2 separate regions of the Homo sapiens genome follow, and region 2 is linked to region 1. Evidence: chromatin loops called from intact Hi-C (ENCODE). Cell type or tissue: K562. All regions are shown on one strand. Links, peaks and the distances in the headings refer to the core of each region. The heading gives the core; the rest is flanking DNA.

Evidence for each region. Peaks named below come from ENCODE experiments on the same cell type or tissue, not always from the same donor. Only the 100,000 strongest peaks of a DNase experiment are listed, where the experiment ranks them.
Region 2: it touches region 1 in a loop (3-fold over the local background); 2 of 110 quality-filtered maps call a loop at or near these places.

The regions. Positions count from the first base shown.
Region 1 is chr22:21,709,689-21,725,140 of GRCh38, forward strand. YPEL1 (yippee like 1) reads right to left here. Exons shown (of 5, transcript NM_013313.5): 2 at 940-1,220. The coding sequence starts at 1,056. It also overlaps the pseudogene RN7SL280P. Among named protein-coding and RNA genes, the nearest start is that of YPEL1, 18 kb to the right of the region's middle. RefSeq lists enhancers at 355-1,554, 3,923-3,972 and silencers at 4,181-4,339, 13,963-14,193. In K562, for the core only: CTCF peaks have their summits at 2,316, 3,353 and 3,693 (motif pointing right); DNase peaks (open chromatin) are centred at 3,373, 3,653, 4,394 and 4,826; H3K4me3 peaks cover 344 bases; H3K27me3 peaks cover 5,959 bases.
Region 2 is chr22:22,032,166-22,048,589 of GRCh38, forward strand. It overlaps the pseudogene PRAMENP, IGL, the pseudogene IGLVI-68 and the pseudogene IGLV10-67. Among named protein-coding and RNA genes, the nearest start is that of TOP3B, 58 kb to the left of the region's middle. RefSeq lists an enhancer at 5,145-5,294. In K562, for the core only: no CTCF peak of the experiment used is centred there; DNase peaks (open chromatin) are centred at 5,806, 9,966, 10,936 and 11,762; H3K27me3 peaks cover 2,872 bases.

The DNA of each region.
Region 1 (15,452 bases), core at 1-8,000:
AACTTTGTTCCCAAAGTGGTCGTGACCTGTGAAGATGGGGAGACGTCATGACCTGAGGATGGGGGGAGGTCATGGCCTGTGAGGATGGGGGGAGGTCATGACCTATAAGGATGAGTGGAGGTAATGATCCGTGAGGATGGGTGCAAGTCATGAATTGAGCATGGGGGAGGTCATGACCTGTGAGGATGTGGGAGGTCATGACCTGAGGATCGGTGGTCATGACGTATGAGGATGCGGGGAGTTCATGACCTGAGGCTGGGGGGATGTCATGACCTGAGGATGGGTGGAGAACACTGTCATTCCGACTGAGCATCAGCTCCTCCATGATGTTTGGCCTGTTTAAATGTTCACAACTGGTTGATGATCAACGCCACACACTGCTAATGAGGAGCTCAGCACAGTAAGGAGGGGCCAGGGGATCTTGTTTACATCTTCAAGGCTGCTCATGGGTTCTATGCACAGAGACCAGCCAGAGCTTCACCCAGGGCTCCTACACAACCGACAAACGCAGCCACACCCTCTGGGGCATTTTTCTGAGCAACCCCTTTCCTTCTTAACCATGCTGAGTTTTTAAAATGTCTTAATACCCTTATTATTAAACCATTTCCACAGATTTTTCTAGACTTCTTTTGCTCATTCAGTCCTCTCTGGCTTTCTGCTGTGAGTAACAAGTGATTCACCTTGCCCCTCGTAATCCCTGGGAGTGCCAGCTGCCTGGCCCTGGAAAACCGCCCACCATGCCAGGATCACATCTGAGATCGTGGCACAGCCACACTTAACCATGCACAAAACGCTCACCAATGCTGCCTAGAAGGCTCTAGACGTTCAGGACACAGCAGACTCAGGAAGTCATGTGATGCTTAAATATTCTTCCACTATGTAGGTACCACAATGACAGATAATCATTGTGCCATCAATTTTTTGGCATAAGCCACTTGCCTTGGAGATGAGCTCGTCATGATTGGCCAGGTGTGCTCTGCAGTGGATACAGCTGTACGTTCGGTGACAGTTCGGCAGATACGCTTGGAAAGTTTTGGACTTTGTCATTTTCACCATCTCTCCTGGGCACTCCTCACTCAGCTCAGGGCTGGTTCTGGAAGAACCGTGGCTCTGCTGGCCTCTCTGACAAAAGCAACACTGGAAAATGCACGCAAGAGCCGTCGTTGTCCAGGAGGGCGTGTGGCACTGTCCACACAGCTGGGACGAGAGAAAAACGTAACCTGCCAACCAATCAGACAAAGTGGTGGGTTACAGAGAGAACATGCGTGTGAAGCAGGTACATATGGGATTCATGTGTTGTGAAGCAACACGCGGGGTGGGGGGGTGGCAGGACTAGAATTTTTTTTTTTTTTTGAGATGGAGTCTCACTCTGTTGCCCAGGCTGGAGTGCAGTGGCGCAATCTCAGCTCGCTGCAACCTCCTCCTCCTGGGTTCAAGCGATTCTTCTACCTCAGCCTCTGAGTAGCTGGGATTACAGGAACACGCCACCAAGCCTGGCCTCCCAAAGTGCTGGGATTACAAGCACCACTGCGCCTGACCAAGATCCAACTCTTTAGTATCAATTGTAGACAAAATGAACACTGACACCATGCCACTGCTTAACCACTTTACATTTAGTTGGAAGTGAAAAAATGAACTCCTTTTACATGCAAATAATTTGAGAAAAACATTGATTCAAATTCTTCTTATACCAGGTTTGGCTTTGGAAACATGAAAGGAGAGGCAGAACCAAGACGCCCGGTGAGTGGGCCCGGTGGCAGGGCTGGATGCACCCCACCCCGAATCCGGGAATTCACCACGCAGAGCACCAGGACATTGAGGAATGTGAGTGATGGATCCAGTATTATTTAATCTTTAAGAAATTCCAGTCCTGAAATAAACCCTTATGTATGGTCACATGATCTTCAACAGGGTGTCAAGACCATTCAATGGGGAAAGGACAGTCTTTCAACAAATGGTGTCACAACAACTGGATATCCACCTGCAAAAATATAAAGTTGGACTCTTACCTAACACCGTATACAAATTAACTCAAAATAAAAGACCTAAATGTGAGAGCTAAGACTATAAAACTCTTAGAAGGAAACACAGGGGAAAAGCTTCATGACATTGGATGTGGCAATCATCTCTTGGATACGATACCAAAAGCATGGGCAGCAAAAGAAAAACAGACACATTAGACTTCGTAAAAATTCAAAACTTCTGGCTCGGTGCAGTGCTCACGCCTGTGGTCCCAGCACTTTGGGAGGCTGAGGTGGGTGGACCACTTGAGCCCAGGAACTCAAAACCAGCCTGGGCAACAAAGCAATACCTCATCTCAACTAAAAATACACAAAATTAGCTGGGTGTGGTCCCTGTGCCTGTGGTCCCAGCTACTTGGGATAGCTGAGGTGGGAGGATGGCTTGAGCCTGGGAAGTTGAGGCTCAAGTGAGCTGAGATCGTCCAACTGCACTCCAGCCTGAGCAACAGAGTGAAACCCTGTCTCTAAATAAATAAATAAAAACTTTTGTGCTTCAAAGGATACTATCAACAGAGGCAACCCAGAGAATGAGGGAAAATATTTTTAAATCATATACCTGATAAGGTGTTAATATCTAGAATACATATATTCTATATTCTCTCTATACATATTCTCTATATATCCATATTCTCTATATATCCTAGTTATTGGAATATGTAAAAAAAAAAAAAAAAAACAACTACAACTCAGCAAATCAAACAAACAGGTTAAAAAATGGATAAAGGGCCGGGTATGGGCCCGGCGTGGTGGCTCACGCCTGTAATCCCAGCATTATGGGAGGCCGAAGAAGGTGGATCACTAGGTCAGGAGATCGAGACCACCCTAGTCAACATGGCGAAACCCCGTCTCTACTAAAAATACAAAAAATTAGCCGGGCGTGGTGGCGGGTGCTTGTAGTCCCAGCTACTTGGGAGGCCGAGGCAGCAGAATTGCTTGAACCCAGGAGGCAGCGGTTGCAGTGAGCCGAGACCATATCACTGCACTCCAGCCTGGGCGACAGAGTGAGACTACATCTCAAAAAAAAAAAAAAAAGGAAAATGGATAAAGGACCTATGTATCTATATTCTCTATATATTCTAGTTGTTAGAATATGTTAAAAAAAACTCAGCAAAAAGAAACACAATCTGATTAAAAAATGGACAAAGGACCTATATATCTATATTCTATATAGTTATTAGAATATATTTAAGAAACTCCTACAACTCAACAAAACAACCCCAATCTGATTAAAAATGGACAAAGGACTTATATAAACATTTCTCCGAAGAAGATATACAGATGGCCCACAAGCACGTGAAAAGGTGCTCCATGTCACTGATCCTGAGGGAGGCAGACAAGGACCACGTTGAGACACCACCACACACCCTCTAGGACGGCTACTATCAACGCGCACACACGGAAAATAAGCGTTGGTGAGGATGTGGAGGAATTGGAGCCTTGTGCATTGAGGGTAAAAATGTAAAATGCTGGAGGCACTATGGGAAACAGTATGGTAATTCCTCAAAAAACGAAATATAGAATTACCATGGGCTCCAGCAATTCCACTGCTGGGTATAAATCCACGAGAACTGAAAACAGGGTCTCAAAGCCATGTCTGCACACCCATGCTCACAGCGACATTATCCACAACAGCCACGAGGGGGAAGCAACAGTGTGTCCCTCCACAAACGGGCATTCTCATGATCAAAATGTGGCGTCTGCATACAGTGGAATGTTATCCAGCCTTTAACAGGAGGGGGCTCCTGTCACAGCTACAGCATGGAGGAACCCTGAGGACACTATGCTCAGTGAAGTAAGCCAGTCACAAAGGACAAATATTGTATGAGGTACTTAGAGTAGTGGGACTCAGAGACAGAAAGAGCTGCCAGGGGCAGGGGAGTCCCCGCTTCATGGGTGCAGTGTTTCAGTTTTGCAACATGAAGAATTCTGGAGGTTGGAGGGTGGCGATGGCTGTACAAAAATGTGAATATATTTAATGTCACTGAACTGTACACTTAGAAATGGTTAAGATGGTAAGAGTTATGTGTACTGACTACAATTATTTTAAAGAAGAGTGTATCATTTTTACATTTCTAAGGTCTCATTAACAAAAGAAGGTTAAGTCCATGACTGATGCTGCCATCATCAGCAACAGGACGTGCGCCAAGTTTTCCTGGTGGCACCACCCCAGCCTGGCCTGTGACAAGGGGCCTGCAGAGAGTCAGGCACACCGGATTTTCTTTCAGGCCAAACAGAAGAGCAAGGGTTTCCCCAAATTCGAGAGCACGGGGCTGGGAAGAAGAGCCAAGCGCCAGCAGTGTCCTCACACCTGCTCCTCCTGAGATGCACCCCCCACCGCCCCCCACCCCATGTGACCTCTGCTCCGGCAGCAGCCTGTCCTGTGCCCTTCCATGGGATGACACCCAGGACGGCGTCTGCCCCCCACCTGCGCAGGCACGCCTGCATTAGAGGGTCACCTTCTCACATCTGGGACTGAAGATGTGTGTGGGCAGAACGCAGCGTTTGTAATCGTGTGAACGGAAGACACAAACGGCCGGTGGCGGCCACCCAGGATGGTACTGGGACCCGGTCACCACGGCGCTGCTGTGCCCTTCCTTGGTGCCCCGGCCTGAGATGCTGCCTAACTTGGACTTGGTGCTTCTTGGTCTTTGCTTGTCCTGATGGCTGTGCCCCGTGTGTGGCCCTGAGCCACACTGCTGCGTGTTCCGTGTTTTGAACTTGACACCGACGATGCTGTGAGACTTCTCTGCTGACGTGCAGCCAAGTCTGCCTCTGTCCCCATGTGCAGCTGGGCCCCCTTCACCTGGTGTCCCGTCAGATACACTGCATGCAGCCACTGACGGGGTGTGGATGTGTATCGGCTCCCAGGCTGGCTACTAAATGGTGCTGCTGTCGCTGTCACCTCTCCTGAGCCGCACAGGCAGGTGTTTCGTTGGAACAATCCCAGGAGCAGATGCCCGTGCACACAGCAGCACCTCCCAAGTGCCGGTGACAAGGTCATCCTGCCAGCAGCGAACATGAGTCCCTGCTGATCTTTATCCCGCCAACTTGATATGGTCAAATTTTAACACTTCTGCTGCCTGGCAGGTATAAGGCAGCAGCATCTCATTGTGGCTTTAATTTGCTTCAACCTGACCATACAGGTGGGCACCTTTTATGATTCCTCCTTTTCAAATCTTTGTCACATTTTCTATTAGCTGCTGGTCCTTTCCTTACTGATTCGTAGGAGTAAGTGATATATTCTGAAAACTAAAGCATACATTAAGCCATATCGGTCGTGGAATGATAAGCATTACTGGAATGTGGACATGACTGTGCCTGTGATGTAAGCTTCAGGAAACTATAGTGTAAGGCATGTATGTATAGTATGTGGATAAATGGATATGCCATATACACACACACACATACATATACATATATGTGTGGATTATGTATGTACATGTGCATTAATGGGTTTCAAGTTCTCTAAAAGAAAAAGTGTAACTAGACAAAAAAACTATTAAGGCTGGGTGTGGTGGCTCACATCTGTAATCCCAGCACTTTGGGAGGCTGAGGCGGGCAGATCGCCAGGTCAGGAGTTCGAGACCATCCTGGCCAACATGGTGAAAACCCCGTCTCTATTAAAAATACAAATATTAGCTGGGCGTGGTGGCGTGCGCCTGTAGTACCAGCTACTCGGGAGGCTGAAGCAGGAGAATCACTTGAACCCGGGAGGCGGAGGCTGCAGTGAGCCGAGATTGCACCACTGCACTCCAGCCTGGAGACAGAGTGAGACTCCATCTCAAGAAAAAACAACAACAACAAACAAACAAACAAAAAAACCCCACGCTGCTTACTATGTATAGTTCAAATAAAAAACATAAAAGGTAGATTTTTTATTTTTTTTATTTTTTTGAGATGGAATCTCTGTCGCCCAGGCTGGAGTGCGATGGCACCATCTGCGCTCACTGCAACCTCCGCCTCCCGGGTTCAAGTGATTCTCCTGCCTCAGCCTCCTGAGTAGCTGGGACTACTGGCACGTGCCACCACACCTAATTTTTCTTTTTCTTTTCTTTTTTTTTTTTTTTTTTTGAGACAGAGTTTCGCTCTTATTGCCCAGGCTGGAGTGCAATGGCACGATCTTGGCTCACCACAACCTCCACCTCCCGGGTTCAAGTGATTCTCCTGTCTCAGCCTCACGAGCACTGGGATTACAGGCATGCGCCACCACACCCAGCTAATTTTGTATTTTTAGTAAAGACGGGGTTTCTCCATGTTGGTCAGGCTGGTCTCAAACTCCCAACCTGAGTTGATCCACCTGCCTTGGCCTCCCAAAGTGCTGGGATTACAGGCGTGAGCCACTGCGCCTGGCCCTACACCTGACTAATTTTTGTATTTTTAGTAGAGATGGGGTTTCACCATGTTGTCCAGGCTGGTCTCAAATTCCTGGCCTCAAGTGATCTGCCTGCCCCGGCTTCCCAGAGTGCTGGGATTACAGGAGTGAGCCACCGCGCCCAGACTAAAAGTTACATTTTTAAAAAAGAGGTGACTTAAGATTTCATAGAAACCAACTTTTTGTAAAACTATGATAAGCCAAATACTTGGACCAGCCCTCCCACTGAGAAGTACCAAAAATGCTGACAAAATAAAAGGATGTTTTCTTAAAGGCATCCAGGGGCTGACAAGACAGTGAGGAGCCGCCAGGCACCATCTGGGGAAACCAGAAACCAGAGAGGCGAGCCAAGCCGCTCTTGCCCTGAAAACATCTGCCCCCATCCAGCCACCCCGGGCTTCCGATGAGAACTCTAAGGCTGGTCCCCACCCCACAGAGCAGTGATCATAGGACAGCCCTCACAGGACTTATGGCCCAAATTCACACCAGTGAGAAGATTCCAAAAGCTCACAGTTGATGGATTTAGTTTAAATTGGCTTTAGGCTGACAGCGCCCTGAGGTACCTGGCAGAAGGAAGCGTAAACCTAGTTTGGAGGAAGCATCTTTATCCTAGATCTGAAAAATTCCCACAAAGTCATTTTTCCAGGACAATGAGTAATGCAGTCAAAAGTAACCACACATTCACAGAAACAATGCCCCATGAGCAAGGACAGAAAAGGCCAGCAGCAGGACCAGATCCAGAGACTCAACATCTCAAAGACCTGAGGCAGACCATGAGGCTCCTCCACTTACCTGTACTCACGGAGGGAACCGATGAGCTTGAGAGTATATGTAACCAACAGCAAACGAGAAAAAAAATGACCTTGCAGAAAAACAGGTGTAGACATTCTAGAAATAAACAGCATTCAGCCCAATGGGTTTAACAGGAATAGGAGAATAAAAAGAGAATACCTACACTGAAGATACGTCAGAATAAATTATGCTGAATAAAGAAGAGCGAGAGGCCGGGCGCGCTGGCTCACGCCTGTAATCCCAGCACTTTGGGAGGCCGGGGCTGGGGGGGCGGGGGGCGGATCACAAGGTCAGGAGTTCGAGACCAGCCTGGCCAACACGGTGAAACCCCGTCTCTACTAAAAATACAAAAATTAGCCGGGCGTGGTGGTGTCTGCCTGTAGTCTCAGCTACTCAGGAGGCTGAGGCAGGAGAGTTGCTTGAACCCGGGAGGCGGAGGTTGCAGTGAGCTGAGATTGCGCCACTGCACTCCAGCCTTGGGTAACAGAGCAATAGTCCGTCTCAAAAAAAAAAAAAAAACAAAAAAACAGTGAGGAAGGTGGAAATATGAGTCTTAAACTAAGAGATGTGAAGCAGGGAGAGATGACATTTATTTGGATTTCAGAAGGTTGAGGCAAGAAGAAAATGGGGTAGAGGCGCTTTGTGAATAATTGATGATTGTGGATTCTCCAGAATTAAGGAAAAGCTACTAATCCACAGACTTAAAAAGCCCAACAGTCCTAAAGCAGGATAAATAAAAATAAAGCCACAGCTAGACAAATAATGAAACTGCAAAACACCAAAGATAAAGGGGAAAAAAGTCTTAAAAGTGTCCAGAGGAAGGAAAAATGACCTGTTCAACAGAACAAGCTCCCAGGTAAAACAAGAGCCCAAAAGGCAGCAGAGAAAGGGACAATTATGATTCTGAAAGATAATAACTGATATCTCAGATTTTACATTCAGTGAAAATATCTTTCAAGAAGTGGGGCAAAGGCTGGACATAGTGGCTCACACTTGTCATCCCAGCACTTTGGGAGGCCAAGGCAGGAGGATTGCTTGAGCCCAGGAGTTTGAGACCAGCCTGTGCAACAGTGAGACCCTGTCTCTACGCAAAAAAAGTGTTTTTCAATTAGCCAAGTGTGGCGTCACGTGTCTGTGGTCCCAGCTACTAGGGAGGCTGAAGTGGGAGGATTGCTTGAGCCCAAGGGGTCGAGGCTGCAATGAGCAGAGATTGTGCCACTGGACTTAGCCTAGGTAATGAGTGAGACTCTGTCTCAAAAAAAAAAAAAAACAAAAACAAAACAACAACAACAACAACAAAGAGTCTGAGTCTGGGTGCAGTGGCTCATGCCTGTAATCCCAGCACTTTGGGAGGCCAAGGCGGGTGGATCATGAGGTCAGGAGATGGAGACCATCCTGGCTAACACAATGAAACCCCATCTCTACTAAAAATACAAAAAAAATTAGTGGGGCGTGGTGGTGGGCACCTGTAGTCCCAGCTACTTGGGAGGCTGAGGCAGGAGAATGGCGTGAACTCAGGAGGTGGAGCTTGCAGTGAGCTGAGATCGCACCACTGCACTCCAGCCTGGGCAACAGAGCGAGGCTCCATCAAAAAAAAATAATAATATAAATAAATAAATAAAAGAAAAAAGACTGGCATAAGATACAAAAACAGGTCAATGTGACATGAAAGAGAGCCCGGAAACAGACCACAGGTGGATACAGACAGCACAGAGGAGCTCTGCAGCGCCTGGAGAACAGTTCCCAGGGGAATACTGCTGGACCAAGCACATCTGCAGGAGAAGAGAAACCAAGCTGAATCCGATTTCATTAACAAAATCAACAGTTCATCACATTTATCAACAGAGATGACTTCATCTAGCAGGAATTTTGTGGAGGAAATTTCTGTACAAAGGTATACACGTGTAAATACACACACACACACACACACACCATCTTCTAAATGAAGTCCATTTCTTTCTCCAATATTATGTTAAAGAATTTCTGAAAAAGTCTGCCTATATTGGATATTCCTGATGGGTGATTTCCCCAAACCTTAAACTCTTTTTCTTACTAGCTGCTATTAAGTCATCTTGTGCCAATCCTGAAATTTTCTCTTGGGTTTCTTAGAATCAAGAAGACCTCACATTTAGCGTTAACACAGTACATTTTATTAGATCTTATCTATTGCCCTGAACTACTGGGCCCTTCATGAATCTGAACCCTGCCATCTCTTCCATCTGGCATCTCTTCCATGAAACTTGCTGACATGCCCTGGGGAGGTCATGGGGACAGGTATCAGCTCGGCCACCACCCTCCAGGAGCCCAGCACCACTTCCACCTCTGCTCTCCTGTCCACATGTCCCACACGGTGCACGAGGATGTCATGTGACAACTTGTCAGTAGCTCATTCAAATCCATGCATGTTGCACCAGTTCATGGAAGGAAGCGTTCTGACTTCACTTCTTACTGAACTCATGTTCAATCTCTGTGATATTTTCAACTAAGTTTCTTGTTACTAAAATGAGACTTAAATTAATAAACTTTCATTTCTCTCTTCTTTCCCTGGACTTCCCTTTAACAAAGATACTAAGAATATGAAGTGAAGCAGCTAAGAGAGAGACAGGAAACTTATTCACAAACTGGGTATTCAGGTCTCTAGCGTTCAGAATCCCTGCTCCAAGTGACTCAAGTAGAGAGCTACAGAAACTGCCCTTCACTTTGTTCATCATTTTAAAATAAGTAGTATCAGCCAGGGGCGGTGACTTATGCCTGTAATCCCAACACTTTGGGAGGGTGAGGCAGGAGGATCACTTGAGGTCAGGAGCTCGAGACCAGTCTGGACAACATGGCGAAACCCCGTCTCTATTGAAAATACAAAAATTAGCCAGGCGGCCGGACGCGGTGGCTCACGCCTGGAATCCCAGCACTTTGGGAGGCCCAGGCGGGTGGATCATGAGGTCAGGAGTTCAAGACCAGCCTGGCCAAGATGGTGAAACCCGTCTCTACTAAAAATACAAAAATTACAGCGCACCTGTAATCCCAGCTACTCAGGAGGCTGAGGTGGGAGAATCGTTTGAACCTGGGGGGCGGAGGTTGCAGGGAGCCAAGATCGCACCACTGCACTCCAGCGTGGGTGACAGAGCGAGACTCCATCTCAAAAAAAAAAAAAAAAATTAGCCAGGCGTGGTGGTGAGTGCCTGTAATCCCAGCTACTTGGGAGGCTGAGGCAGGAGAATCACTTGAACCTGGGAGGCAGAGGTTGCAGTGAACTGACATAGCACCAATGCACTCTAGCCTGGGTGACAGAGCGAGACTCTGTATCAAAAAAAAAAAAAAAAAAAAAGCAGTATCACTTTTTTGTGTGTGAGACAAGGTCTCAGTCTGTTGCCGAGGCCGGAGTGCAGTGGCATGGTCACACAGCTCACTGCAGCCTTGACCTCCTGGGCTCAAGCAATCCTCCCAGCTCAGCCTCCCAAGTAGCTGACACTACAGGCCCATGCCACCACGCCTGGCTAATTTTTTTGTTGTAGAGATGGGGTCTCACTTTGTTACCCAAGCTGGTCTCAAACGCCTGGGTTCAAGTGATCTAACCGCCCCAGCCTCCCAAAGTGCTGGGATTACAGGCATCAGCCACCACACCTGACTGCGATTTTTTGAGACAGTCTCACTCTGTCACCCAGGCTGGAGTGCAATGGCATGATTTCGACTCACTGCAGCCTCCACCTCCTGGGTTCAAGCAATTTTCCTGCCTCAGCCTCCTGAGTAGCTGGGCCTACAGGCATGCACCACCATGCCCAGCTAATTTTGTATTTTTAGTAGAGATGGGGCTTCACCATGTTGGCCAGGCTGGTCTCAAACTCCTGACCTCACATGATCCACCCGCCTTGGCCTCCCACCCACCACGGCTTCCCAAAGTGCTGGGATTATAGGCATGAGCCACCATGCCTGGCCGATTTTGTTTTTTTTTTTTTTTTTGAGAGTCTTGCTCTGTCACTCAGACTGGAGTGCAGTGGTGTGATCTCAGCTTACTGCAAACCCTGCCTTCTGGGTTCAAGCAATTCTCCTGCCTCAGCCACCAGAGTAGCTGGGACTACAGGTGCACACCACCACACCCAGCTAATTTTTTTGTATTTTTAGTAGAGATGGTGTTTCACCATGTTGGCCAGGCTGGTCTCAAACTCCTGGCCTCAAGTGATCTGTCTGCCTCAGCCTCCCAAAGTGCTGGGATTACAGGTGTGAGCCACTGTACCTGGCCAACATTTTGGGTTTTTTGGGGGGGGGAGGGGAGGACAGAGTCTCGCACTGTTGCCCAGGCTGGAGTGCAGTGGCACAATCTCAGCTCAGTGCAACCTCCGCCTCCTGGGTTCAAGCCTCAGCCTCCTGAGTAGCTGGGATTACAGGCGTGTGCCACCACGCCCGGCTAATTTTTTTTGTGTGTATTTTTAGTAGAGATGAGGTTTCACCATGTTAGCCAGGATGGTCTAAATCTCCTGACCTCGTGATCTGCCCGCCGCAGCCTCCCAAAGTGCTGAGATTACAGCAGTGAGCCACCATGCCCAGCCTTTTTTTCTTTTTTTTTTTTTTTTGAGACAGAGTCTCGTTCTGTCACTCAGGCTGGAGTACAGTGGCGTGATCTTGGCTCACTGCAACCTCCACCTCCTGGGTTCAAGCGATTCTCCTGCCTCAGCCTCCTGAGTAGTTTGGATTACAGGTGCACATCACCATGACTGGCTAATTTTTATATTTTTAGTAGAGAAGAGGTTTCGCCATGTTGGCTAGGCCGGTCTCCAACTCCTGACCTCAAGTGATCCACCTGCTTTGGCCTTCCAAAGGGCTGGGATTACAGGCCTGAGCCACTGTGCCCGGCCCAACATTTTTTTTTCTTTAATTGCTGTTTGTCCTGAACACATTTTAAGTGGACAGAACATTGTAGACTCTCGGTACAATGGACAGCAGATCTCTAGGGCTCGTTCATCTTCCTTACCTGAAACTTTATGCCTGTGGATTAATAAATTCCCATTTCCTCCTCCACCAAGCCCCTGGCAGCTACCATCCTGATGTTTGATTCCATGAATTTGACTTCTCTAGATACCTCATGTAAGCAGAATCATGCAGTGTTTGTCCATACCTGGCTTATTTCACTGAGCACATAATGTCTTCAAGGTACATCCATGTTGTTGCCTACTACAGAATTCCCTTGTCTTTTTTTAAGGCTAAATAGTAGTCCATAAAGAGAACATGGTATACACATACAGGGAAAGCACTTCAAAAAGTGGCCATTTGGCCAGCGCGGTGGCTCATGCTTGTAATCCCAGCACTTTCGGAGGCCAAGGCAGGCAGATCACAAGGTCAGGAGTTCAAGACCAGCCTGGCCAATATGGTGAAACCCCATCTCTACTAAAAATACAAAATTAGCCAGATGTGGTGGCACGTGCCTGTAGTCCCAGCTACTTGGGAGGCTGAGGCAGAAGAAATGCTTGAACCCTGGAGATGGAGGTTGCAGTAAGCCGAGATCACGCCACTGCACTCCAGCCTGGGCAACAGAGTGAGACTCGTTCTCAAAAAAACCCCAAAACCAAAAAACACCTGTCTCTACTAAAAATACAAAAAAATAGCCAGGCATGGTGGTGCATGCCTGTAATCCCAGCTACTTCAGGGGGCTGAGCCAGGAGAATCACTCGAACCTGGGAGACGGAGATTGCAGTGAGCCGACATCGTGCCACTGCATTCCAGCCTAGGCAACAGAGTGAGACTCTGTCTCGGGGGCAAAAAAAAAACAAAACAAGTGGCCATTTGCCAAGGGTTTTGTTTATTTTGAATTTCTAAATGCCATGAATGCCTAACTGCAGATCATCTTTTGGGAGAAAACGCAAGCCCCCACCCCACAGTCCGTAACCTCTGGGGCCAACACTGGTGCACATCGCTTGTCCTTCCACAAAGGACACCTGTGTTAGGAGTAAGAGCACAGGAAGTGAGGACCCTGGGCAGGAAGGGGTGGCAACGACTTCTGGGGGATTATTTTTTTTTAATTAATTTTTTTTTAAATATGCTGCCCAGGCTGGAGTGCAGTGGCTATTTACAGGCACGATGCCACTACTGATCAACATGGGAGTTTTGACCTGCTTTGTTTTCAACTTAGGCCTGTTCACCCCTCTTTAGGCAACCTGGTGGTCCCCTGCTCCTGGGAGGTCACCATATTGATGCCTAACTTAGTGTGGACAACTGAACTGCATAGCACATTACAGCCCAGAACTCCTGGGTTCAAGCGATCTCCCCACCTCAGCCTCCCGAGTTGCTGGGACTACAGCAGTGAGTGGTGCGCCTGGCAGGGGATTTTATTTAATTAATTGTTTTTTTGAGACAGAGTCTCACTCTGTCATCCAGGCTGGAGTGCAGTGGCGTGATCTCGGCTCACTGCAGCCTCTGCCTCCTGTGTTCAAGCGATTCTCCTGCCTCAACCTCCCAAGTAGCTGGGACTACAGAAGTGCACACTGCACCTGGTGGGGGATTTTAGTTAATATTTTTTGAAACAGAGTCTCACTCACTCTGTCATCCAGGCTGGAGTGCAGTGGCGCGATCTCGGTTCACTGCAGTCTCTGCCTCCTGGGTTCAAGCCATTCTCCTGCCTCAGCCTCCAGAGTAGCTGGGATTACAGGTGCAGGCCATTACATTCAGCTAATTTTTGCATTTTTAGGAGAGACAGGGTTTTGCCATGTTAGCCAGGTTGGTCTCAAACTCCTGACCTCAGGTGATCCACCACCTCAGCCTCCCAAAGTGCTAGGATTACAGGTGTGAGCCACTGTGCCTAGCTGGAATTTTATTTTATTTTAATTAATTTTTTTTTTTTTGAGACGGAGTCTCATTCTGTTCCCCAGGCTGGACTCACTGCAACCTCTGCCTCCCAGGTTCAAACGATTCTCCTGCCTAAGCCTCCTGAGTAGCTGGGTCTACAGGTGCACGTCATCACGCCCAGCTGATTTTTTGTATTTTTAGTAGAGACAGGGTTTCACCATGTTGGCCAGGCTGGTCTCCAACTCCTGACCTCAGGTGATCCACCCGCCTTGGCCTCCCAAAGTGCTGGGATTACAGGTGTGAGCCACCACGCCTGGCCTGGGATTTTATTTTTTAAGCTGCTGTTGGGTATACACATGTCCATTTTATTAATCTTCATTTCTCATCTGTACGTACCATGTATGTCTTGAGATGGCAAAAGGATCTTCCATTGAGTGAAAAGTGAGTCTCCCATCCCAGAGCCCCAGTCCCACTCCAGGGACAGCACAGCAGCAGTTCCTCTTGACCTCAGGAACATTCCACAGGCACAGGCTCCGTGTACCTCCTTCAAACCTCATCACACTCTGCTTAAATAATTTAGTATTTTGTAATTATGAAATAGTTCATTAAGGCTGGGCATGGTGGCTCACACCTATAATCTCAGCACTTTGGGAGGCCAAGGCAGGCAAATCATGAGGTCAGGAGTTTGAGACCGGCCTGGCCAACGTGGTGAAACCCCATCTCTACTAAAAATACTAAAATTAGCCATGCGTGGTGGCGGGCACCTGCAATCCCAGCTACTCAGGAGGCTGAGGCAGGAGAATAGCTTGAACTCGGGAGATGGAGGTTGCTGTGAGCCATGATCGCACCACTGCACTCCAGCATGGGTAACAAAGCAAGACCTCATCCTGGGGGGAAAAAAATAGTTCATTAAAAAATTTTTTTCTTTTTTTTTTTTTTTGTTTTTGTTTTGAGACAGGGTCTCACTCTGTTGCCCAGGCTGGAGTGCAGTGGCATAATCTCAGCTCACTGCAACCTCTGCCTTCCGGGTTCAAGTGATTCTTGTACCTCAGCCTCCCAAGTAGCTGGGATGACAGGTGTGCGCCACCACACTTGGTTCATTTCTGTATTTTTTGTAGAGACAAGGTTTCACTATGTTGCCCAGACTGGTCTCAAACTCCTGGCTCGGGCCATCCACCCACCTTGGCCTCCCAAAGTGCTGGGATTAGAGGCATGAACCATTGCACCAGCCTAAGAAAATAAAATTTTATTTTACTTTTTCTTTCTTTTTTTTTTTTGAAATGGACTTTCGCTCTTTCCGCCCAGGCTCGAGTGCAATGGTGCAATCTCGGCTCACTGCAACCTCTGCCTCCCGGGTTCAAGTGATTCTCCTGCCTCAGCCTCCCAAGTAGCTGGGATTACAGGCATGTGCCATCATGCCCGGCTAATTTTATATTTTTTTAGTAAAGATGGGCTTTCACCATGTTGTCCAGGCTGGTCTCGACCTCCTGACC
Region 2 (16,424 bases), core at 5,236-13,235, 330 kb after region 1:
CATTGGGCTTCCTGCTCTGATGTCCCCTAGTGGAGGCTCCTCAGGGAGTCCAGCCTCCCAGAACTGCCCTATAAACCTCACAGTGAGCTAAGCAAGTATATCCAGGAAGGAGGGTCTGTGGAGATGTGAGACTAAGGTGTGTTATGGCCTAAACACTGCCCATCTCCATCCTTCTTGGGGATGACAAAGTGAACAGTGGAGGAGACAGGATACATGGGTGCATCTGGACCTCAAGCAGTAGGCTGTTCTGTGGTCTGTCCCTAAATCTTGTGCTGGAGACCCCATACGAGAGCCACTCCCTGACCCTGGGCTGGAGCCCTCTACCCCCTGCTCACAAGACCAGCAGCTGTTTCCTTATAGGCCCCCAGGGAGCCACAGAACAGCATCAACCAAGACCATCCTCTTCATGTGTCAGCTTTTCAGGGAGGGATCGAAGTCATGGCCCAGGAAAGGGCTTGGACAGCCCAGGGGAGGAGGCTGGTTGGTATGAAGGATGCCCTCCTCACCCTGAGCTGCTGGAGGGAGTACAAGGGACTTGGAGAGCCCAGGCTCAGTTGATGATCCTCAGGATGTAGAGCTATGTATGGGTCTCCACTGTGGTCTCTCCCCCGCCTTCTCCTTCACTGCACAGGTGGCTAGGGCTCAGTGTCAGGGCTGGTGATCAAAAGACCAAGGTTTATGCATGTGTCTCTGTCCACTGACCCACCTCTCACCCTGTGTCTGTCTTAATGTCCAGCGTCCTGAGCCCAGCCTGTGCTGACCCAGCCACCTGCAGTGCATGCATCTGTGGGGCAGGTGGGTACCAGCTCCTGCACTAGAAGCAGCAGCAATGTTGGGCACGGGCATGTGCTCTGGTACAAACATGCCTCCGAGAGACCCAGAGCTCCACATATATAAAAGCAGTCATTGACCCTTAGGGGCATAGGCCCAATGCTGAGGCTCCAGGTTGGAGAACATGGCCTCTCTGAGCATCTCTGGACTCCAGGCAGAGGAAAAGGCTGATTTTTATTCTCAGCTTGGGACACAAGCACCAAGGCTCAGGCAGTACTTCAGGCCAGTGGGGAAGTGGGAGAAAAAGCTGCTGCCCATCCAGCAATGGAGCTTCTCTGTGCAGCCCCCACTTCTTGGGCAAGTCAGCTGATTAACGTTGCTTTTCATTTGTTTAGTAAAAATTTAGATTTTAAAACTCACTCCAGTGAACGCAGTGTGGAGAATGTGTTTCTGTCCTCTCAATTCTACCCTCACACCCAACCCTTGGCAGTAACAAATTGTCGTATTGTCTCATATTAAGAGAAATCCCTCAATACCAAGATCAGGCTGTCCTGGAAACCAAATCCATAATGGGTCAAAACAGGACCAGGGTCATTGTGTCTGACTCAGGATAGTCGACTCCCAAAGGTCTGTTTATCCACCTCATTCACTGAGAAGCTACTATGCACCAGCCTCAGATCCAGGGATTCAAGGTACATGATGAACAAGAGAGGAAGGGGCCCTGTCCTCATGGAGCTGACACTGAGTGGTGGAACAGATAAGGCAATCAAGTAAAAATGTCAATGCGACAATATGATGTCATCACACAGTGAGGAGAGCTCAGTTGGGGGTAGAGGAGCCATCAGAAGGTTGGGCAAGGAAGACACAGGATCTGACTCAAGTTTATGAAGAAAAGTCCAGATGCCTCAAAGAAGATGAACAAGGAGACAGCAAGCATGAAGGCCACGGGGCCAGTTGGGGTCATTGGAGAGAAAGGTCAGGTCTAGCCTGTGTTTGTAAGAGGAGGGACTGAAGCCTGGGTGAGGAGAGAGGGCTCAGGAATAGCCTTGGAAAGTGGAGGGAGTGGATGCGAAACCCCTGCTGAGGGGGCCTCCATGAGCAATGAGGCTGGGGGAGGCCCTGAGCTAATCACCATGATGGAAACTCAGACAACAGCCTCCCAGCCTCTTTCAAAGTTGTCACAGGACGCTTTTCTCTCCAAATGGCAAGGGGGGAATCCCACTATGAGTTTTATTTGAGATGTCTCTTCTCCATGTCCTGTCCTGTCCCTAGGCTAAATTCCCATGCGCAAACAAGATACTGCTCAGTCTCAGGTATCACATTCACACACAAATGCTCCAGAATGAGGGAATGCACTCTGACCAACCCACCAGGAATTTTTGCCTTTGAGAATACTAGATCAGATCACTCACACCATCTCCCCTGACACCATCATGTTGACCAGTGGGTTGTCTGATCGGTTTGGACAGCAGAATGCAGATGCCTGTAGTTGCAGCTGGGGTCAGTCACATGCTCATCTCATGGCTGGGAGACTTTGGGTCCAGACAACAGGAAAAAAAGGAGGTTTGCCTACGTGATCCCACAATGTGCATCACTCTGTCATCCACTCCCATCCTTAGTTCATGTTGGGTTTTGTCCTGTAGATGCTGGGACCTGGACAGGATCACAAGCCAGGCGATTTCTGGCTCACAAAGTTACAGCTCAAGCTCCCTGATGTTGCTGACATTCTTCCCACAGACCAATTTTAGACAGACACACTATTGCCATGCAGGCACTGACCTGAGATACAGGTAGTCTCAGGAGAGGGAGGAAGCAGATACACATCCCCATGATGGCCTCCTTGTCCCAGAGTGGGTAAGAAAGGCAAGGAGGCCAGGAAGCCACAGGAGTGGCCACTGCCCACCACCTGTGCACCTGTCCCTCCCTCAGGTGAGAAGCAGCCTGAGGGTCCAGCACCTGCACCTTTCCCAGTGCCCACACACTTCCAAGTGGGGCCTCCTTCTGCTCACCTCCCAAAGCTACTGCTTTCCGGGACATCTGTGTCATTGCTGAGAGTCTACTTTTCATGGGGCCCTTGTCCCAGTGGTCTGGGATCAGTGTCAGCCTGTTTAATTCAGCACTGTCTCTGTCCTTTCAGGACACCAATCTAGCTATTAAAGCTCTAATTGAATTCTCCTTTTTTTGCCCTGAAACTTTAGACTCTCCTTCTCAGTGTCTCTCTAGAATATTTTGTCTCTATCCAATAAGATCAAGTTATGTCTTCAGGCCTACAGCCACTTCTTTCCCCAAATTCTGCACCTTCTTTTAAGTTCTTATTCCCTCTTATGGCTTATTTTCCACTAACTAGCTAATGATGCCAAAACATTTATCTATTTTACCTCCTTCAGGAATAAAAAAGAAAAGCATTTATCAATAGCCCATTGTCACAAAGAAAGGAACAGAGGAGAGATATCTTCTAGAAAAATACAGGTGAACAAGGAAAAAGTTTTAATTCCTCATAGGAACTACTCCATGATCCAAGAAAATAAATTCCAGAGATTCAAGAGTTCACTCCTTAGAAACAACAGTGTAAATACAAGGTAGTAAATTTTCTTGGTTTTCTCAATGAATAACCTCAAAAGGGTTAGAGTATGATTATAATAAAAAGATTATACATTACTTTCAAAAATGTAAGATGAACATGTCAAAAATTTTAATCGACTCATATTTCTGAAAAGACCAGTAAAATGGTGAATAATTTTAAAGAACATTTTAAAACACACAGAGTTTCTATTCCACGAGGGCAGGACCTGTGAGGATAATTTCCTGTGTTAGAGAAACACTGTCCTAAACAACAATAGTAGAACTCTCTAAGCTCTGAATTTATCTTCTCCTGTAAGAAAAAATCTACAAAGTGACAGGATCCAATTTATATAAAATATCTAGCAAAGATTTTGGACATTCCCATCTCACACCTCCTCTCCAGGCTCTCCTCAAGTGAAATCTACTCTCCTTCTGCCCGTGTTCTCACCTTTCTGCACGCTTCCGCCTGCTGACACATGGCTTCTCCTGCTTTCCTTTCCAGTAGCCCTAACAGATCAGGCCCTGCCAGTAAGTAAGCTCCTGGCCTGAGGGAACCACATCGCATGTTACTGGATTTCTGAGGCACTTGCCCTGCCAGGGTCTCTCTTTCTGAATCACAATCCCTGTATTCCTGGGAATTCTCTTCTCCTGGATTCTGTTATTCAGCTCTGTGTTTCTCCCTCCATATCTACTTTGTGAATTTCTCTACATCTTCACCTGAATCCCAGGAAGCCTAAGGACATGCTGATGCTTCCTCAGTTCTCATGTCACACCCTGTTCCCTCCTCCTCTATGATCCCACCAGGTCATCCTGCATCAGAACCCTGAGTGCGGCAGAGGCTTCTCTGGCCTCCTTACCCCCAGTGGCAGAAGGGAGGAAGGGAGGTCCCCTGTGGCCTCCCATCCTTGTGCTCCCATTAGGGTCAGCATGAAGCAGGAATGAGGCTGTCTATATCATCATGGCATTCCCAACACTAAACTCTGTGCCCAGGAGAAGGTAGGCACTCAATAACTATTTGACAATTGAAGAACTGCCTCTCACCACACTGGCCACATTGTACTGGACTCAGGATGGGGCTGAACTGGAAGAGTCAGCTGTGAACCTGCTCTTGTCTCTGCCCTCAGCCTGAGAGCTGAAGGGGAACCTAACAGGGAGAGCACCCATGGGCAGGGAAGGTACATTAGTAGCCTCATCCTGTTTGTGAGGCTCTGCTCAGCCTTGGGAATCCCTGTTTATTCAAGGCAGAGAAGAAGGAAAACAATTAACCAGGCCTGGCCAACAGGCAGCATCTACAAGGCGATGAGTTGAGGGCCAGATGGTCAGAGTTGGTTCTGGCATCTCTCAGGCGCCTCTCTCCATGTTGCCCTTTTTTGCGATCCAGGGGTGAGGTTTCACCCCACTGAGCCCCCACCCATCTAGATGGGCTCTGCTGAGAGAAAAACCCATTTTCTAGATGAGCCCACTGAGGCTCAAGGGGCACATGTACTTGGTGATGCACCTTCTTCCTTTAGAGACTGGTCAGCCTAGAACACCCCCTCTCGAGTGGCCTTCTGGTCCCTCATCTGCCCAGCCCCACCCAGATCTCCATGAACCTGAGCTGTGTGAGAGAAGAGGGAAGAGTAGGAGGAAGGGAGGAGTCCAGGCCATGGTGTGGATGTTGCAGGAACCCCTGGGTCTTCAAACTGAGGCTGGACACCGCAATGTTCTTTTTATCTCCCTCAAATTTTTTGGTAAAATGTCAGTGCTTGTCTGGTCCATTATTCAAACCTGATTCTTTTTACCACCATCATAGGCATACATTTCTGAGTCTTCATCCCAGAGAACAGCTCCTCTCTAAAGGGGAGGTGTAGGGTGGCTGTGAGTTCTGAGTTTGCCCCTGGGGAGGAAGCACCTGCTCCACCATGTGCACAGGCCTGTAAGCAAGAGTCCAACTTTGTTGAAATAGGAACCATTTGAGTTTGCTTCAGGCCTTGCTGACCTCAGAAGTTTCACATTGTCCCCTGGTGACCTCTTCACAATGATGTTAGTGGTGATGGAACAATGCAGGACAGAAGGCCTTCCTTACTTTCTTTCAACAAAAAAATGGTGTATTATCTAGCCTGACAGTACCCTAGCTGGAGACAGTGAAAATAATTTACATTTTAAACAAATAATGTTTGTTATTTTTTCAATCTCATGAGTGTAAGATAAAAGTAATCCTATCTCAATACCAAAACAAACAAACACGAAAAACCAGAATCTGAGGAGACTGAAGTGTGTTGATTGAGAGACAGTAAGAATAACTTAGTCCAGCTCCCCTGCCTGGCTGTGAAATCCAATGATCCAGTGTCCCACTCTACAGACAAACCTACAGGTTTTTCACCCAATGCAGACAGAAGACATGGTATTGAATTCATGAGTCCCCGCTGAGAGTCACAATAGGCTGGTGTGGCACAATGCATTATGGGAGGCACAGAATGAAGGGACAACATGTATTCAGTGGATTCTGCTCTCTTATCAGACTGAGTCACTGCACAGACTGCTCACAGGGTTTCTCCACTGCATTCTGCCTCACATAAATAAACACCAAGAGCCATAGGATATTAGTCAATTATATTTTCTCCTTCAGTGTCATACTTGAGATCTCTATCATATTTGAAATTGGACTCAGAGAGCTTCAATTATTTTGTTGCAATATATATTATCTTTACAAAAATTACCTAGACTACTGTGTTTCTGAAAAATAAATCTTACAATTTATTTTACTTCCATGATGGTATTAAACTTGAATGGTTAGCATATCAGCCAGTAGTGTGTCTGGGGCTGGACAACAGAGAGTGTTTGGGGTCCATTCCTGAAGGGTGTGTGTGTGCTCAGAGCTGGCATCATCCACCTATTCTGACTCCTGCCCTCTGCTAAGTCCTCACAGCTGTGAACTTCCAAACCCCTGGGACAACACAGCTCCACTCCTGCTCATTCCCCTGATCCCCAAAGGCACAGGGCCCTGATCCTGACCCAAACACAGAGTGGGATCAAAAAGCTGAGAGGTTGTCACTTGCATAGGTGGATTTTTTTCCTCAAAGAGTATAAAGAGAGGGAGAAAGATTGGGAGAAGCTCTGCGGTAGCTGTAGGCACAGAAGGCAGGAATCAGGCCAATCTCCACCATGGACTGGTCCCCTCTCCTCCTCATACTCCTCACTCACTGTACAGGTGACTAGACACAGGCCCAGGGGAGGAGCCCTGGGAAGCCCAAGGGACTCTGCTTTCTCATCTTGTCTCTAGAACAGTATCACCACTTCTGTGTCTCTTCCACTTCCAGGGTCCTGGGCCAAGTCTGTGCTGACTCAACCTCCATCAGTGGCAGGGGCCCCAAGATAGAGGGTCACTATCTCCTGCACTGGAAGTGCCACCAGCACTGGGGGTGGTTTTCATGTTAATGAGTACTAGCAGCTCCCAGGAATGGCTCCATAGCTCCTCATTTGTGAAAACAGCCATTGGCCTTCAGGGTTCTGTCCTGGTTCACAGGCTTCGCTGAGCATTTCTGGGCTCCAGTCTGGGGATAAGGCTGACTATTTTTCTTTATCTTGGCACACAAGCATTAATGCTCACACAGAACTGTAGGCCACCGGGGAAGGAAGACAAAGATATGCTGTCTTTCCAGTGACAGAGTTTCCCTGTGCAGCCCCCAACCCATTCACCAAATAAGTGCTTAACTGTGATTTTTTTTGGTGGACAAAATGTGGAGTATGAGAAGCACTGAAGCAAACATGGTCTAAATAATGTTTCCCAGTCCTCTCTCAATTCTACCCCCATATCCAACCCTTGGCAATAATAAATTGTCATACTGTCATATATTGAAATAAATATCTATATTAGTCCATTCTCACATTGCTATAAAGAACTACCTGAGACAGGGTAATTTATGAAGAAAGGCTCACAGTCTTTAATTGACTCACAGTTCTGCAGGCTGTACAGGAAGCATGAATTGGAGGCCTCAGGAAACTTACAATCATGGAGGAAGGACGAGGGGAGCAAGTACATCTTGATATGGCAGAGCAGGAGAGAGAGAGAAGGGGAAATACTACGCACTTTTAAACAACCAGAACTCACAAGAACTCACTCATGATAGTGAATCTTAAGAACAGCAAGAAAGAAATCTGCCCCCACGATCCAATCACCTCCTACCAGCCCCTCCTCAGCATGAGATTTGGGTGGGGACACAGAGCCAAGCCATATCAATTCCTCAATACCAGGGTCAGGCTTCCCTGGGAACCAAGTCCATCATGGATCAGGACAGGACCAGGAACACAGCACCCACTGTGTCTGACCAAAGAGCCTCAACTGCCAGACGTCTGTCCATCCACACCATTCAATTAGCACCTACTATGTGCCAGCCTTAGGTCTAGGGGCTCAAGAAACAGGGTGGACAAGACAGGAAGTGTCCCTGTCCTCATGGACCAGACACCATCTGGTGGAAGAGATGAGACAATTGAGTAATAATATCAATACAATAAGATGTCATCACTTAGTGAGGAGAGGAGAGGAGAGCTCAGTAATGGTGGTAGAGGAGCCATCAGAGGGTTGGACAAGGAAGACAGAGGATCTGAGCTAAGTTTGTGAAGAAAAGTCCAGATGCCTCAGACAAGATGGACAAGGAGGTGGGAAGCATGATGGCTGTGGGTCCAACTAGGGTCACTGGGGGAGACTGTTTATACCCAGCATATGTTTGTGGGGAGGAGGGACTGAAGCCTGGGTGAGGGGAGAGGGCTCAAGGCTGGCCTTAGGACATGGACAGGATGGTATTGAGTCACGCTGCAGAAGGAGCCTTCATGGGCAAGGGGGCTGGGGGAGGCCCTGAGCTCATTACTCCAACGGAAATATCAAACTGCCTGTTAGCCTTTGTCAAAGGTATCAAAGAGACTTTTTCATTCAAGATGGCAAGAGAGGAATCTCCCTCTTAGACTTCTTTGAGATATTCTTTCTTCATGACCGTTTCTTGCCCCTGGATGAATGCTCACATGGGAGCAAATTACCTCCTCAGTCCCAGGATTTCAATTTGCACACAATCCCCCCAGAATGATCGAGACCTGCCATCCCTGACCCACTGATCAGGAATTCTGGCCTTCAGGACAACTTGACCAGATCAGTCACACCATGTCCCCTGACACCATCGTGGTGACTGGGGTGAACTGTCAGACTGGTTTGGGTAATACATGTCCTGTCCCTGGAGTTGCAGAACCTGTTCAGAAAGATAATGGTGTGGATGGAGGGAGGCTAATTCCAGCCACATCAGAAAGCAAGAAAGACATGGAGACCACCCTTGAGCTGGCACAGCATCCTTGGGTCTCACATGTGTCTCTAGCGACTGGAAAAGGAACTCAGATTTAACTAATTCTATTTTCTCATCTGTCACTCTCCCTTTCACTACTGACTCCTGAAGCCCCAACAAAAGCAGCACTATGGGATTATGGTCATGGAATAGAGGCCTTGCTGCTGAACTTTTCTTTTTTATTCTAAAAAGTACAACACAGATAATGCATATTAACTAAAAATTATAAAAATGTATTTAAATGATGTGACAATGAATGTATAAGGGGTTAATAGGAGAAAATAATAAACAATGTTAAAAAATACAAAATACCAATACACTATAAGAGTTATACTATGTCATGGATTGTATAAATCAGTATTGTAAAGATGGCAGTGTCCTAGGATTAATCCATCAAATTAATATAAGTGTAATTAAAATTTCAGTAATATTTTAGGAAACTGCTTAACTTATTTTAAAACTCAAATTGAAAATTGAGATAAAAATTACCTAAGATTATTTACCAAAAATTTGTAATGGAAGTGATACCAGATATTGAGTTATTTGACCAAGCAATATTAGCTAAAATCATGCATGATTGAGATCTTGACATTTACATAATTCTCTTAAAAATTAGAGTAGATAGGACTGATGATTTTTTATGTGACCTTGGAAATATGGCTAACTCTGTTCATAAAATTAAGTAGAGTACCTAATTCATACTTTTATTAAAAAATCCAAACAGATTTAAAATATAATTTAGAAAAGAAAAAGTTTAAAAACTTTAGTTTGGAAAAATAGAAATATTATTTTTATTTCATATGAGAAAGTACTTCTTAAATAAACCCAAAAGTCAATTCATAAAAGAAAATTTGAAGTATTTGGTTGCAATTATTTGAAGCTTTTTTTTTCCCAAAGAGGACCACAGTTGGTAAAAAGAGAGAAGGATATGCAAGAGTGGAAAGACATTGGCAAGGACAAAGTATTGCTGTTTGCATCCAGAAGACAACTTTGAAATGAGCGAAGACAGAAAAAAAGGAAACCCAGTAAAAATGTTCAAAGGACACAAACAAGCCATTCACGGGTCTCAAAATGAGAGCAGATAAATGTGACATCAAAATATGTTAAATTCCACCAGAGACAAAGAGAAGGGAATAAGATCTTCAAGTAGAAATTGTGGAATGAGCCAAGCATGTCTGTGCATGGGGAGCTTTCCAGGCCTTGCAAAAAGCAAAGAGAGTAAGAAAAGAGCAAGAAGGGAGTGAGAAGCCCTTTTGTAGAGAAACCAAGAAAAGAAAGTTTAGAGTGTTAGAGCCTGGGCCAGAAAGATAAAAGAGAGAGAAGAGGTAGATAATGTGGGATTTGAGTGACCTTTGATTCCTGTGGGCATACTTCTGAGTAAGACATGAAGCCACTGAGGGTGGAAAGCTGTTAAATGATATTGCAAATTTAAATAAAAAAAAAAGATGCCAGTGAGGATGTGGGGAATCCCAAACTCTCACTCACAGCAGGTTGTAAAAACAAATTCAGCTATTTTGAGCAAAGTCCCTCAGCACGAAGATACCTTAAGAGGGTGAGCATCTGTCTTGCACCAAGTCCACTCTGTACAGAGACACAAGGAAATGTTTATGAGAAGGTCCTTACTAGGGGAAAAGTATAAAAAACAAGCTAGTTGTCAAACACAAGGGGAATTTATAACCTGCAGTTAGCTGATGGAATGCTAACTAGTTGGAAGTAATAAAATAAAAGTATTATTATGAGTTTCAAAGGCAATAAATATATAAATAAAATTAAAAAGCCAAGAGCTAAAGAAATAAATTATTTTAAAATATGAACATGCACTATAATTTTTTTTAAGTTTATACCATGAGCTATTTGAAAGTTAGACTGGAAGCACATTATATACACTTATGTAAGAGCCTCTGAAAAAGATGGAAACACATACGAAGGTTAAAAGATAATTTAAAACAATAGAGAGTTATTTCAGTAGCTGAAGATATGAGTGCCAATAAAATGAATGCGATTCAACCCTGTGAGCATTGCTTTCATAAAAAAATTAAAACAGAAAATGAATATTAATAGATGACTTAAGTGAAATCACAATGTATGTGGTGATACAGCTGAAAGACAAACGTTTTGTTAGTAAGAAGGGCATCGCTAAGCCTGATGAGTGCTTTGTTTAGAATTCCCAGCTACCCTGGATTCCTCTCCAACCTCATGAACAGCTTCAGAAAAGAGGATCAGGACAACCGATGCTCCTCTCATTGAAATGCCCGGATGTGGCAGAGAGGCAGGAAATATTTTGGGTCTGAGGACAGTGAGGATCATCACTGAGATGATCCTGCCCAAATGAAAACCACTCAGGGCCTCCAAGGGAGTTCAGCCATCAGCTCACTGGACTAGGTTTGGGATGCAACACTGACCTGCCCCGACCCAGAGTCATAATGAGCCAGGCCACCTCCACCCACTGGGTCAGCTCATCTCCTCTTTATCTTTTCTCCTTCTGACCTGTGAGTACCCAGATCAGGGTGGACAAGTAAGAGACACATAGCAAGGTCTTATGTGAATACAGTGACTCTACCTTACGACGTTTTTGGGAGATACAAAGGTACTTAGAGGAGCTCAGTTTCCAAAGCAGTGCTCCAGGAAGCTGGAAATCTGCACTATGCTCTGGGCTCCTCTCCTCCATCTCCACCCTCACTATTCAGGTGAGAAAGAACCTTATGTCGGGGGATCCACACCCAGCTCTGCTCCATACCCCCTCACTCTCTGGCTCACTGGGTTGTAAACCTGCTCTCATGGCCCTCTCTGTCCCCCTGCAGTGTCTGTGGCCCAGGCAGGGCAGACTCAGCAGCTCTCTGTATCCAAGGGCTTGGGATAGACAACCACACTCACCTGCACTGGGGACAGCAACAATGTTGGCAAAGATGGAGCTGTCTGGCCGCAGCAGCACCAGGGCCATGCCCCCAAACACCTGATCAACAGGAAAAACAGCCAACTCTCAGGGATCTCAGAGAGATTCCCTGGCTCCCGGTTAGGAACATGGCATCTCTGACCATCTCTGGCCTCCAGACCAAGGACAAGCCTGCCTATTACTGCTCAGCCTGGGACAGCAGCCTCAGTGCTCACACAGCGCCTCAGGGGAAGTGAGACGAAAACTCAGGAGCTCCCCTAGCTTCACTCGGTATGCGGGGGCGTCATAGAGCACTGTTTAAACTAAACCAAAAATGACAAGGGCTGGTTTCCACGTGACAAAGTGTGTGCTATTCAAAACTATTAAAAATAATATCATAAGTTAAAATAACTAAATCTGCAGTATTAATGAATATTTATAGGAAACATTGTTGTGAATATATTTGTGGCTAGATACTTACATGAACATACACATGCATTAATCAGTAGTAAAAATGAATGCAAGGGTAAACTAAGGAAATATTTATTTTCCCAGATTTTCCTTCTCTTTTATTTGGAGATGCTGGACTAAATGCTCAGAGGTTCCGGTGGTCTGCCTTTGAGTGTGTGTTCAGCAGGGTCACCTCAAGCTTATCCCACCTTCTTATGACCTGGGCCCATGCCTGTCCTCTCATTAGAATCCCCTTTCCCTCTGTCACAGAGCTCTCTTTATTCCTTCTACAGACCCAGACTTGTTCCTCACACTTAGTTGAGGCTTCCTGGGCCCCACGTCCCTGTTTGCCCCCAACACCCACACAAGACAATGATCCCATGTGTGTGCTCTTGTTGTGCCCTTTCCTTATCCTCTGACATACCTCAGGCAGTATCTGGAAAGAACAAATGAAGTGGGAGCGTTAGCTTGTAGTTGAAAATGATTTTTGATATTTTGGGGAAAATATCTGGTTTAAAGATAGTTTTCCATCGAGATAAAAATGCATGTGTGACAGCACCACATTTCTAATGGCGGACCAAAGCCCCCCACATCTTTGCCCCCCACATGGCTCCAGGGACATTGACTTGTTAATATACAACCCAGGAGAGAGCACTGTGTCCTATGCAACTGCAATGCAGAGGCAGGTTTCTGCCCGCTCCTCCAATGAAGTGAGTAGCAACCCCAACCCCATCTTCACCCATCATTTAGATGACCCCCATACAACCACAACATAGAAACACATTGATCAAAGGGCCTTTTTCTCTTTGCAGAGACCCCTATTTGTTTATTTGGCATGTGAGATTTTAGACTTTTACCAACAATTAAAATATACTTTATTAGAAAAGTTACACTTCTTAAGAAACTCTGATTCTTACTGTGAAGTTAATACCTAATGCATCCTATAAGCATAGTAAGTGGAAAATTGTTCTGTAAGGAGAAGATTAATCAATGAAATAAAATACAAGTATTTGAGAGCAATCTAATAGGTAAAAGATTAGAGGACATAATTGTGAATGCCAGGTGCAATATAAAGGAAATGTGGGCCGGGCATGGTGGCTCAACCCTGTAATCCCAGCACTTTGGGAGGCCGAGGTGGGCGGATCACCTGAGGTCAGGAGCTCGACACCAGCCTGGCCAACATGGAGAAACCCCATCTCTACTAAATATACAAAAATTAGCCAGGTGTGGTGGTGCATGCTTGTAGTCCCAGCTACTCAGGAGGCTAAGGGAGGAGAATCACTTGAACCCAGGAGGCGGAGGTTGCAGTGAGCCAAGATCACACTATTGCACTTTGGCCTGGGTGACAGAGTGAGGCTCAGCCTAAAATAAAATAAAATAAAATAAAACAAAGGAAATGTGAATACCTAGAGTTGATTAAATTGTGGCCCCTCACCTTCAACACTCGAAAAGCTCAGAGTGGGTAGAAAAGCTTGTTGAGTTATCTTCTGATGTCATTGACAAGATAAATCAGGGACAATAGAAGGAATATGTGGAAAGAGGTGCCAGAGGCTAGAGGGGAAAGTGTGAAGTAGCCAGCAGAGAGGAGCCTGCTGGCTGACTACTTGTGTTAGTAGTAGCAGGTGGTGTTGACGCCATCTCCCAGGGGAAAACCCTGGGAAACAGGAAAGCTAAAAGCAGGCTCACCATCCTCATCCCTAACAGAACCACTGAAGTGAGCACACCAGAGTGTGGGGTTCCCTCCCGGCTCTTCAGATGACATTGTTATTTGGCACCAAGCTGATGTTAGTATGTTCTTTATAAATATATATTGCACAAAGAATTGCATAAAACCTTCAATAATTTAATGAGGACTTTCTCACTTAAAAAGGTTTTTATGTCTCTTCTGTGGCCCCCATAGGTAGCCGGGGATCCCTCACTGCATTTCAGTCTGACAACTCATCACATGGACAGAGTCCACCGTGTGTGACTGTGTGTCTGTGATAATAGGTGGCAAAGCTTCACTGTCATAGCCGCACCTGCTTCATTGCCTGGTGCTTGCCTTTCTGAAATAGGAAAATAAACTCTTACCAATGTGTCATAATTAGGTTCTATTTAAAATCTCCTACCAAAGTTAAGAGCAGCCTGCACAACTGGTCCACAAAATGAGAAACCTCCAATTTATTTGGACTCTTTTCTCTACCCTACCCAGTGATCCAACTGGTCACCAGCCATGTGGATTCTCTCTCCAAAACGCTTTTAAATTCAACTCTCCTGTTTACTTTCCATTCTCATGTCTTATGTCAAATATTCATGTCACTTACCTAGTTCTGATCAGTTCTCTGGCTCCATGGACAGCTCCCCCAACTCTGCCTCCCTGACCGTCTCTGGGCTGCGGATTGGAGATGAGGCTGACTTCTCCTGTCAGTCTCATGATGAAAGCTACAATCTCACAGTGCTGCAGGCCCATTGGGCAGTGACAGGAAAACTCCCCAGAGCGCCCTCACCCTGAGTCTGCCATCAGCCTCTCCCCACCAGCATGGGTTGCTTTTTCCTGTCCCCTGTTTGAATGTTTGAATTCAAATTTTCTGTTTATGTGTCTCTCTATTTTCTTTCCAAAATACACAACTTTTTCTTTCTTGTCTTCATGGATGGTTTTTCTGGTCCCTGTGAAATTACTTTATGAAGAATATTTAGTTTAAAACATGGCTTCTGAACATTGTCATTTTAACATTGTGCACTGGGTCATTCATTGTGTGAGGGGGGCTGTTCTGTTCATGGTTGGACATTTATAAGATTATTGGGACTCACACATCAGATGCCTATAGCACCCTAATTCCCAAATTCTAACAAACAAGCAAAAAATGTAGACATTGCAAAATATCCTAGGGAGACAGCACTGCAGAATCACCCTTGTCTGAGAACCACTGGATTAAAAGGACATGGTTTCACGTATTGGGCAGCCTTTTGTGTTGAACCCTCCTTATCCCATTCCACTGAATATAAGGCTACATGCATTATATCTCGATAGTTCCAAATTTCCTCTTAAACAAATGTGTGGGATACAACTCCAAAGGTTATGTTGACAGATGAATAATCCTCTGAACACCATTAGTTCAGAAAACCTGCTACCCAATGTACAGCATCTCTTGCTGACCAGAGTGTGGAGTGAAACATTTGACCAAACTGTGTGCATAATTGCTAATTCAAATTTTTAGGTAAAACACCTAAAACATAACACATTCTTCTCTACTTATCCTCTTAGGGGTTGCTTTTCAAGCATGGTGTACAAAATTATGACAAGGCCTCGTATGTGTGGAGTTTACATTTTAGAATGGGTAGACGACAGTAGACAAGAGCAGCCTCAGAACTGAGCAGTCAGTGAAGTCCTTTTTTTAGCCCTAGCGCTGGATGCAAATTTTACCAGCTGCCATTTGTGTTTTTGGGCTTGCTCCACCCAGTACAGTCCCCATGAACTGCATGTTGATATGTATATTTCAAAGTTAATTAATTAAAACTAAATAAACTTTAAAAAATATTCCTCAGCCACACCAGCTTCATTTCACCTGCCTCCTGGACTCATGCTCTCCATCCATGGCTCTCATGCTGGAGAGTTCAGACACAGGGCATCTCCACCATGGCATAAAGTTCTACTGCAGAGCACAGTCTGTGACAATCTATTTAACACTTCCTTAGGCCAGTTTCTTCATTACCTGTAATGGGGATATAGTAACACTCAAGTTCTCTTCACAGTCTGGAACACTATTCTCTGTGGGAGTATTACCTCGGCCCCTTCTTCCTACAGAACGGAGGAGTGATAATGTAACTAGTATTGGCCAATAAGATGAACAGAAATGAGAGGTGTAATTTCTGAGCAGTAGATGTAAGATTAGCCTGTGCTTTGTCAAGTTCTATCATCTCTGACGTAACACCCACAGTGTTCTCACAGAATTCTCTCAACCATCCTGCATCCTGGGATGAAGGTGAAGTGAACTGAAGCCCCAAGCATTTCAATCAGAGATGGGAATGGTGGAGGAGTGAGAAATATACATTCGTTGTGAGTCACCAAGATTTCTGTCAATTTCTCACTGCATCCAAGCCTAGCCAGTACTGAGTGCTATGGAAATTATAAGTGAATGTGGGGAGCCACAATGACAAAATTAACATCTATCTATAAATATATATAATATATATTAATTACATTATATCATATACTAATATTAATATATAATAAATATATAATATATAACACTTACATATTATATAAGTATATAATATATAACACTTACATATTATATAAGTATATAATATACAATAATTAATCTATATTACATATAATATATTAATATAAATATATATACATAATTTGATTTGATGCAATACTGTGAACATTTAGTAGACTACGGAGATTGCATGATGTTTCATTTTATTCATTGGCAAATATTTAATTAAGCTGTCACCATAATAAACATTAAAACACA